Linked DNA regions of Homo sapiens: region 2 is linked to region 1. A link is an interaction called in ENCODE POLR2A ChIA-PET data of the cell type or tissue named here. Cell type or tissue: OCI-LY7. All regions are shown on one strand. Each heading gives the region's core, and the rest is flanking DNA. Links, peaks and the distances in the headings are about the cores only.

Region 1 (5,490 bases), core at 316-5,315:
TTCTTTATTTTTTGAGACAGAGTCTCACTCTGTCCTCCAGGCTGGAGTGCAGTGGCGCAATCGCAGCTCGCTGCAAACTCCGCCTCCTGAGTTCAAGCGATTCTCCTGCTTCAGCCTCCTGAGTAGTCGTGATTACAGGCATGTGCCACCTCGCCCAGCTAATTTTCGTATTTTTAGTAGAGACGGGGTTGTTTCACCATGTTGGTTGGGCTGGTCTCAAATTCCTGACCTCATGATCTGCCCGCCTTGGCCTCCCGAAGTGCTGGGATTACAGACGTGAGCCACTGCGCCCAGCCTTTTTTTTTTTTTTTTTTTAGACAGAATCTTGCTGTGTTGTCCAGGCTGGAGTACAGTCATACAGTAGTGTGATCTTGGCTCACTGCAACCTCCGCCTCCAGGGTTCAAGCGACTCTCCTGCCTCAGCCTCCTGAGTAGCTGGTACTACAGGCACATGCCACCAAACCTGGCTAATTTTTGTACTTTTAGTGGAGATGACGTTTCACCACATTGGCCAGGCTTGTCTCAAACTCCTGACCTCAAGTGATCTGCCCACTTTGCCCTTCCAAAGTGCTGGGATTACAGGCATGAGCCACTGTGCCTGGCCTGATTTTTTTTTTTGTAAAGACAGTCTCGCTCTGTTGCCCAGGCTGGAGTGCAGTGGCACAATCTTGGTTCACTGCAACCTCTGCCTCCTGGGTTCAAGCAATTCTCTTGCCTCAGCCTCCTGAGTAGCTGGGATTACAGATGCCCTCCACCATGCCCGGCTAATTTTTGTATTTTTAGTAGAGATGGGATTTCACCATGTTGGTCAGGCTGGTCTCGAACTCCTGACCTCAGGTGATCCACCTGCCTCAGCCTCCCAAAGTGCTAGGATTACAGGCATGAGCCACGGCGCCCGGCCAACGTTTTTTTTTTTTTTTTTTTTTTTTTTAAATGAGACTACTTACATGGTGTTGTGTATTTCCATGAGGAACACCATAATGCCTGCTTGTCTGTCATTTTGTGATGTTTGCAGCCATCGTGTCTCAAAAAAGAATTGGTTCCTGGCCAGATGCGGTGGCCCACACCTGTACCAGCACTTTGGGAGGCCAAGCTGGGTTGGTCATCTTGAGGTCAGGAGTTTGAGACCAGCCTGGCCAACATTGTGAAACCCCTGACCTCAAGTGATTTGCCTGCTTCAGCCTCCCAAAGTGCTAGGATTACAGGCATGAGCCACCGTGCCTGGCCTTAATTTTTGGTAGAGACAGCATAGGATCTCCCTATGCTGCTCAGGCTGGTCTTAAACTCCTGGGCCTCCCAAAGTCCTGGGATTACAGGTGTAAGCCACCATGCCTGGCCTTTACCAAAGAAATCTTTGCCTAGTCAAAGGTTATAAAGATTTTCTCCTATGTTTTCTAATAGAAATTTTATAGTTTTAGGTTTTACATCTAGGTCTCTGATCCATTTTTAGTTATTTTTTGTTTGGTATGAGATATTGAAGGTTTTTTTCTTGTACTTGGATATTTAATTGTTCTAGTACATGGAACTCTGTTTTTGTTGAAAAGTCTATTCTTTCTCCACTAAACTGCTCTGTTCATGTTTGTTGAAAATCAGTTCATGTGTACACAAAATGATGACCTTTTTTCTTTTTTCACTCAATGCAAGTAATGATAAGCATTGTCCACACAGGAAAAAGATAGTTAAAGGTGTTGCCGGGCACGATGGCTCACGCCTGTAATACCAGCACTTTGGGAGGCCGAGGTGAATGGGTCACCTAAGGTCAGAAGTTCAAGACCAACCTGGCCAACATGGTGAAACCCCGTCTCTACTAAAAGTACAAAAATTAGCTGGGCATGGTGGCAGGTGTCTGTTATCCCAGCTACTCAGGAGGCTGAAGCAGGAGAATCACTTGAACCCAGGAGGCGGAGGTTGCAGTGAGCTGAGATCACACTACTGCACTCCAGCCTGGGTGGCAAGAGTGAGACTCCATCTCAAAAAAAAAAAAGATGTTAAGGTGGGCTTGGTGCAGTGACTCATGCCTGTAATCCCAGCACTTTGCGAGGCCGAGACAGGTGGATCACTTGAAGTGAGGAGTTCGAGACCAGCCTGGCCAACATGGTGAAACCCCGTCTCTACTAAAAATACAAAAATTATCTGGGCGTGGTGGTGGGCACCTGTAATCCCAGCTACTCAGGAGGCTGAGGCAGGAGAATCACTTGAACCTGGGAGGAGGAGGTTGCAGTGAGCCGAGATCACTCCACTCCAGCCTGGACAACACAGCAAGACTCCATCTCAAAAATAAACAAAAATAAATAAATAAATAAAAATAAAGATGTTAAGTTGGCCCATAATGGGCAGAACCTAAAAAAGAAATTTGACTTCCTGTTCTAGTCGAAAGCGTCCCTCACTGTGGTCTTCCGGGCTGCACTGTCCTCCCTCACTCCCTCTGTCTCCTTGCTTAGGGATTGCCTTATTTCCCCATGCAAGTGCAGCCCTCATGTTTTATCTCTGTTGTCCAGGTCAGTTTGTGAACTGATTGCTAACCTCTTTCCAGATCATCTCTTTGGCTAAGGAGATCTTTGGCCCTACTTTGTTTTCCTGAACTAGAGCAAACCCACATTTTAGAATGGGCCTCTTCAAAGGCCAATCAGCAGATAAGCCAGGAAGGACCTTTGACTACAGGCTAATTGTAGGGTGACTTAGACCCAGGGCACCACAGATGGTCAGAACTGGAAAGATTCATGGAGGTCATTTCATCTGGCCGGGGCCCAGAAGGACTAGGAGATGTGCCTGCAGTCCCTCAAGGTCAGGTGGCAAATTGGTGGCTGGGATGAGATGAGACTGGAGGTAGATGCTAGTTTTCCTGGGCTGACCCGGATTGTAGTTTTTATATATTTCAAATTTGGCCATTTCATTTTAAGTTAAATATGTTTAGTAAATCTGAAAAGAGAAACCAGAAAGTAACGGTTCCCGTCAGCTTGGGGAAGTGAATCCTTCTGTGACTTCACCAACACTTACCCTAAAGAGGCCTATAAAAAGCTCCTTTGGACTTCCCCCGCCTCCTAAGAAGGAGTAAATATCTCCTTGGCCTTGACCAAATAGAGTTGGTATTTAGCAGCTGCTTGAGCTGATGCTTCTGAGGCAAATGAGTCTCTTAACATCTAACTGAGTTGGTCAGCTCTCTGTAAGAGGCCTGAAAGTCAGAAGGCAACTTGCTGTGTGTCTCTGGCAAGTAACTTTCCTTCTCTGGGCTGCAGTTCCTTCATCTGTTCAGATGGAGTTGGACTACAGGGTAGGTCAAGCCTTGCTGCCTCTGCACCTCCACAGTTCTAAAATATAATCTGCATTTTTTTTTTTTTTTGAGACGGAGCCTCGCTCTGTTGCCCAGGCTGGAGTGCAGTGGCGCAATCTCGGCTCACTGCAAGCTCTGCCTCCCGGGCTCAAGCCATTCTGCCTCAGCCTCCCGAGTAGCTGCGACTACGGGCACCTGCCACCACGCCCAGCTAATTTTTTGTATTTTTAGTAGAGACGGGGTTTCACCGTGTTAGCCATGATGGTCTCGATCTCTTGACCTCGTGATCCACCTGCCTCAGCCTCCCAAAGTGCTGGGATTACAGGCGTGAGCCACTGTGCCCGGCCTTTTTTTTTTTTTTTTTTTTTTTTAATGGAGATGGAGTCTCACTATGTTGTCCAGGCTGGTCTCGAGCTCCTGGCCTTAAGCAATCACCTCGCTTCAGCCTCCCAAAGTGCTGGGATCAAGGGTTTGAGCCACCATATGCCTGGACTTAAAAAAAACAACAACTCATCAAATATTGAGGGCCTGTTTTGGCCAGACACTGTTTTAGATGTTGGAGATTCAGCAGTGAATCAATCAGAATTCTTGCCCTCTTGGATCAGGCTTTCTTTCACTCAGCAATATGCAGCTAAGGTTTTTCCACAATTTCTCCTGGCCTGATAGTGTGTTTCTTTTTGGTGTGGAATAACATTTCATTGTGCGGTTCCAGCACACAGTTTGCTTATCCATTCACCTATTAAAGGATGTCTTAGCTGGGCACAGTGGCTCATGCCTGTAATCCCAGCACTTTGGGAGGCCGAGGTGGGCAGATCACGAGGTTAGGAGTTCGAGACCAGCCTGGCCAACATAGTGAAACCCCCGTCTCTACTAAAAATACAAAAAATTAGCTGGACGTGGTGGTAGGCGCCTGTAATCCCAGCTACTTAGGAGGCTAAGGCAGGAGAATTGATTGAACCTGGGAGGCGGAGGTTGCAGTGAGCTGAGATCATGCCATTGTACTCCAGCACAGGTGACAGTGCGAGACTCCGTCTCAAAAAACCCAAAAAAACAGGACATCTTAGTTGCTTCCAAGCTTTAGCATTTATGAATAAAGTTGCCATAAGCCTTCATGTGCAGGTTTTTGCATGGATATAAATCTCCATCATTTTATTTTATTTTATTTTATTTTTAAATGAGACGGGGTGTGCCCAGGCTGGTCTTGAACTCCTGACCTCAAGCAATCCACCCACCTTGGCCTTCCAAAGTGCTGAGATTACAGGCATGAGCCACTATGGCCGGCCTTCATTTTATTTTTTAAAACTTAATAGAGCTAAAGGGCTGAGGAAATAATGAGAAGCCAACCACTGATGGAGGATTCTGGAGGAAGTTCTGATAGGCTGCAAGCCCCAAAGATAGGGGCACCTTGGCAACAGTTCCTTTTTTTCTTTGTTCTTTCAGATTTACTCAGCAAATGACTCAAACACCAGTAAACTAAAATAAAAAAAAAAAAGAAAGAAAGAAAGAGAGGATTCACTGTCCAGTAACTTTCAATAGCTGATTTCTTACCCATTTTGACTTTCTTCTGTTGCTCTTCTCAGGGGAGTCAAACATCAAGAGGCTACAGGGCGCCGGGTGCGGTGGCTCACGTCTGTAATGCCGGCACTTCAGGAGGTCGAGGCGGGCGGATCATCTGACGTCAGGAGTTTGAGACCAGCCTGGCCAACGTGGTGAAACCCTGTCTCTACTAATAATAAAAAACTAGCTGGGTGAGGTGGCTCATGCCTGTAATCCCAGCACTTTGGGAGGCCGAGGCAGGCAGATCACTTGAGGTTAGGAGTTTGAAACCAGCCTTGCCAACATGGTGAAACCCCGTCTCTACTAAAACTATAAAAATTATCTGGGCGTGGTGGCACCTGCCTGTAATCCCAGCTACTCTGGAGGCTGAGGCAGGAGAATGGCTTGAATCCGGGAGGCGGAGGTTGCTGTGAGCTGAGATCGCGCCATTGCACTCCAGCCTAGGCAACAGGAGCGAAACTCCGTTGTTTCGCTACAGGAAATTCCAAAAAGAGGCTACAGGAAATGTCAATACCAGGCCAGAGAAGAAGGGTTCCCAAGTTTGCTGGAGGGTCTCAAGGCTTCCAGCTTTGTGGTTTTCGGCATTTGGTTCTCTTTGACCAGATCATCAACTGTTGTGGGTGACCACGCCTCCTCACTCATCACCTGTTTCTGAGCTTCTG
Region 2 (5,248 bases), core at 1-5,000, 1.5 Mb after region 1:
AAGTGGAAAGAGGCTGCATAGCACTCAGGTTCTCCCTGAAGTTGAGAGTCTTCCTGGGATTTTTGCAGGGTAATTAAGAGCAGATTGTGGCTGCGCGCAGTGACTCGCGCCTGTAATCTCAGCACTTTGGGAGTCCAAGGCAGGCGGATCACCTGAGGTCGGGAGTTCAAGACCAGCCTGGCCAACATGGCGAAACCTCTTCTCTACTAAAAATATAAAAAATTTGCCGGGCGTGGTGGCATGCACCTGTAGTCCCAGCTACTCAGGAGGCTGAGGCAGGAGAATTGCTTGAACCTGGGAGGTGGAGGTTGTAGTGAGCCGAGATTGCCCCACTGCACTTCAGCCTGGGTGGCAGAGGGAGACTCCATCTCAAAAAAAAAAAAAAAAGAGCAGATTGCTTGCTACTTCTTGGAGCAAAGCAGTAGCTCCAGTGACCCAGAAGGTAGTAAGAATAATCATGTTCATGCATTGAGAAGTCTTCCTGGCCAAAGACTCTGCTGAATTCTTTGTTTTTTACTCTATGTAATTCTCACAATTCTACGAGTATTATATAATACACACCTATCATTGTCTCAGTTTAACAGAACAGAAAACTGAGGCTTAGAGAAATTAAATAATTTAAGGGCCAGGCATGGTGGCTCACACCTGTAATGCCAGCACTTTGGGAGGTCATGGTGAGTGGATCACTTGAGGTCAGGAGTTTGAGACCAGCCAGGCCAACATGGCGAAACCCCATCTCTACTAAAAATACAAAATTAGTCGGGTGTGGTGGCGGGCGCCTGTGGTCCCAGCTATTTGGGAGACTGAGGCAAGAGAATTGCTTGAACCCAGGAGGTGGAGGTTGCACTGAGCTGATATCACGCCACTGCACTCCAGCCTGGGCAGCTGTGAGACTGTCTCAAAAAAAAAAAAAAATTAAATAATTTACCCAAGATCAACCAGTTAGTAGGTGGCTGAATTGGGATTTGAGCCAGATTCTCTTAATTTCCTTCAGAAACTTCCAGTGAGTCCCTTTTGCTTCTGCCTATGGCTCTCTCAGCTTCTTTGTCTTCTCAGGAGAGGGAATCTGACTGGGGCAGTTATTCTCAAGAAGAGAGCAGCCTTTTGAGACCATGTATATTCATTAAGCCTATTGTAGGCCACAGGGCGTTAATGACATGTGGCCCTTATGGCCCTTGAGTACTTATGATTAGTTTCTAGGTTGCCTTGGGCTGGAGTGCAGATTCTTGATCTAATCAGCCATGGCCTGGCTCAGATGACACAAAGCTTGTTAACTCTTGGCCAGAAATGCCTGTAGCTTGTTTTTTTAGAAAAGGTCTATGAGCATGGGAGTCTGAGCCTTCTATACGTAGTATATTGTTTCAGGAATATATTCATAGTTTTTTACATATATATATGTGTATATATATGTGTATATGTATATATATGTATATATATGTGTATATGTATATATGTACGTGTGTGTGTGTGTGTGTATACATATATATATATATATATATATTTTTTTTTTTTTTTTTTTTTTTTTTTTGAGATGGAGTTTTGCTCTTGTGGCCCAGGCTGGAATGCAATGGTGCGATCTCAGCTCACCACAACCTCCACCTCCTGGGTTCAAGCGATTCTCCTGCCTCAGCCTCCCAAGTAGCTGGGATTACTGGCATGTGCCACCACACCTGGCTAATTTTTGTATTTTTAGTAGAGATGGGATTTCTCCACGTTGGTTAGGCTGGTCTCAAACTCCCGACCTCAGGTGATCCACCCGCCTTGGCCTCCCAAACTGCTGGGATTACAGGCATGAGCCACTGCACCCAGATTTTTTTTTTTTTTTTTTGAAACAGAGTCATGCTCTGTTGCCCAGGCTGGAGTGCACTGGCACCATCTTGGCTCACTGCAACCTCTGCCTCCCGGATTCAAGTGATTCTCCTGCCTCAGCCTACTGAGTAACTGGGACTACAGGCACGTGCCACCACGCCCAGCTAATTTTTGCATTTTTTAGTAGAGACAGGGTTTCTCCATTTTGGCCAGGCTGTTCTCAAACTCCTGACCTCAAGTGATCCACCCGCCTCGGCCTCCCAGAGTGCTGGGATTATAGGCGTGAGCCACCACACCTGGCTCGGGAATGCATTTATAATTATAAATTGAGCCACACGTGATAATTAAAAGGATTATACTCTGACTCCCTTAGCAAGGTAGGAGGTCAATCACTGTCAAAAGTTTGGCTTTCATCTTTGCAGGCCTAGAAACTTGTCTGTCAGAATACCCATTATTAGGCCGGGTGCAGTGGCTCATGCCTATAATGCCATCACTTTGGGAGGCTGAGGTGGGAGGATCACTTGAGGTCCGGCATTCAAGACCAGCCTGGCCAACATGGTGAAACCCATCTCTACTGAAAATACAAAAATTAGCCAGGCATGGTGGCGGATGCCTGTAATCCCAGCTACTCAGGAGGCTGAGGCTGGAGAATTGCTTGAGCCTAGGAGGCGGAGGTTGCAGTGAGCCGAGATTGCGCCACTGCACTCCAGCCTGGGCGACAGAGTGAGACTCCATCTCAGAAAAAAAAAAAAAAAAGAATACCCATTATTGATCACAGAGGCCAGAGGGGAAAAGGACTCAAGCTAAACTCATAGAAATGGCAATTTAACCATTTTTGATGGCACTTGACATTTCTTAGTGAGCCCTTTCATGGATATTTCCTTCTTGTTGTCAGCAGGCTAGAAAGCCACATTGGCTTACTTGGTGAGATCGGAGTCGTTAAAGGGAGGTAGATGACCTGGCTTATGGGATGGTGTCCCCAGCCATGGTGAAGCTGCTCCATCATAGATCCCCCTCTGGCTGTCTGTTAATGTTAACCAGATTCAGGACATCTCACCTAGACAGTTGGACAGACTTTGCCTCAACTCTGTCTGTAAAAGGAGGCACTGACACATTTTGGGCCACATGCTTTGCATTACGGAGCTTGTCAGTTACTTGATAGGATTGATTTATCATAGGATATTGGGCTGTCAGGTTTGAAGAGGGAGAAGGTATGGCACGTAGGGTGCTGCAGGGAAAGTAGACTCAGGGGCCAGTTCCTGGGCAATTGGGGCACAACAGGAAGTCGTGAGGTGGCAAGGGAGCCAGAGGCATAGGGAGAGAGGGAGAATGAATGGCAAGGCTTCATGTGGCCTGTGTGTGGCCAGTGCTTCATTTATTAATTAATCATGACATTCCTGTGGTTGGGGCTGTGATGAATGTTGTACAGAGAAGGTTCCTACATACTATCTAAAATCACTTACTTCCCAGACTGAATTTATACGTTTAGTGTGCTTCTAAAATATGTTCGTAAAGTTTTTAAACATTGATTTTTTGATCTTGAGGAAACAATGCTAAAGTTCTTCTACTAGGATGAATGTCTGAAAACAGCCAAGAAAATGTTCTCAGGCCGGGCACGGTGGCTCATGCCTGTAATCCCAGTACTTTGGGAGGTCAAGGCAGGTGGATCACGAGGTCAGGAGTTCAAGACCAACCTGGCCAGGATGGTGAAACCCTGTCTCTACTAAAAATACAAAAAAATTAGCCAGGCATGGTGGTGGGTGCCTGTAATCTCAGCTATTTGGGAGGCTGAGGCAGAGAATTGCTTGAACCCAAGAGGCGGAGGTTGCAGTGAGCCAAGATTGCACCACTGTACTCCAGCCTGGGTGACAGAGCGAGACTGTGTCTCAAAAAAAAAACAAAAAATGTTCTCAAAGAAGGCAAGAGACTTATCCTAGTAAACACTAAAACCTATTGCAGATTCATTTGCAAACATCAGAATAGCAAGACCAATAAAACAAAGTCTAGAATCAAGCCCATGCTCATAGAGGAATATAGGATACAATAAAAGTGGGTCTTAAGCAAGGTTAGATAGCTGACTGCATAGAAAAATAATATAGATCCATACTTCACTTTATATTAAAACTTTTAGTAGATTAAAGGTTAAATATAAAAATGAAACTATAAAAGTAATTGAGGCTGGGCACAGTGGTTCATGCCTGTAATACCAGCACTTTGGGAAGCCAAGGTGATGGGGGGATTGCTTGAGCCCAGGAGTTTGAGAGTAGTCTGGGCAACATGATGCACCTCTCTCTCTACAAAAGGTACAAAAATTAGCTGGGTTTTGGGGCATGCACTTGCAGCCCCAGCTACTTGGGAGGCTGAGGTGGAAGGATTGCTTGGGCCCTGGAGGTCAAGGCTGCAGTAAACAGTGATGGCGCCACTGCACTCCAGCATGGGCACAGAGCGAGACCAGGTCTCAAAAAAAAAAAAAAAAAAAAAGTGATTGAAGAAAATAAATGTAAAACTTCAGTCAACACAACCTAACAAACTTGAAACGGCAAGGAAAATCTGGGGAAAATATTTGCAATATGTGATAAAGAGCTGTTATGAACCAATAAGAAAAGTATAAACACTCCAGTAGAAAAGAGGCATTTTACAAATATGGAAAAAATTGTTACAACTTAAGTATAATTGACCCTTGAACAGCGTGGGGCATGGACACTCCATTCCACACACCCCTACCCCCCACACACAGTTGAAAATACACATATAACTTTTGACTCCCTCAATACTTAACTAAGGTCACTGTTCACCGGAAGCCTTACTGATAACATAAACAGTTGATTAACACAAATTTTGAGTCAGGCACAGTGGCTCACACCTGTAATACCAGCACTTTGGGAGGCCAAAGTTGGGAGGATAACTTGAGCTCAGGAGTTCGAGACCAGCCTAAGCAACATAGTGAGACCTTATCTCTACTAAAAATAAAAAAATAAAATAAAAATTAGCTGGGAATGGTGGCACGTCCCAGCTATTAATACTTGGAGGGCTGAGGCAGGAGCATCAGTTGAGCCTGGGAGATTGAGGCTGCAGAGAATTATGATCACACCACTGCATTCCAGCCTGGGTGACAGAGCAAGAACTTGTCCCAAAAAAATAAAATACAATAAAATATATTTCTTTTTCTTTTTTTTTTTGAGATGGACTGGCACTCTGTCACCCAGGCTGGAGTGCAGTGGTTCTATCTCAGCTCACTACAATCTCCGCCTCCTGGGTTCAAGTGATTCTCCTGCCTCAATCCCCTGAGTAGCTGGGATTACAGGTGCCTGACACCACACCTAGCTAAATTTTTTGTATTTTTCTTTTTTTGAGATGGAGTCTGGCTCTGTCACCCAGGCTGGAGTGCAGTGGCGCGATCTCAGCTCACTGCAACCTCCGCCCCGCAGGTTTAAGCGAT

Evidence for each region. ChIA-PET counts read pairs that join two places held together with the same protein. Peaks named below come from ENCODE experiments on the same cell type or tissue, not always from the same donor. Only the 100,000 strongest peaks of a DNase experiment are listed, where the experiment ranks them.
Region 2: POLR2A ChIA-PET joins it to region 1 with 25 read pairs; 3 of 35 experiments call an interaction of 5 or more read pairs at or near these places.

The regions. Positions count from the first base shown.
Region 1 is chr17:75,292,860-75,298,349 of GRCh38, forward strand. LOC124904059 (a long non-coding RNA gene) reads left to right here and starts at 2,660. Exons shown (of 2, transcript XR_007065908.1): 1 at 2,660-2,784; 2 at 4,852-5,020. RefSeq lists a silencer at 1,678-1,867 and enhancers at 2,918-2,977, 3,058-3,147, 3,168-3,217, 3,258-3,307, 4,720-4,979 and 1 more. In OCI-LY7, for the core only: no CTCF peak of the experiment used is centred there; DNase peaks (open chromatin) are centred at 2,682, 3,042, 3,818 and 4,772; H3K4me3 peaks cover 2,915 bases; H3K27ac peaks cover 4,987 bases.
Region 2 is chr17:76,754,313-76,759,560 of GRCh38, forward strand. All of the region lies in intron 8 of MFSD11 (major facilitator superfamily domain containing 11), which reads left to right. Among named protein-coding and RNA genes, the nearest start is that of MFSD11, 19 kb to the left of the region's middle. RefSeq lists enhancers at 1,285-1,786, 1,787-2,286. In OCI-LY7, for the core only: a CTCF peak has its summit at 4,176; no DNase peak of the experiment used is centred there.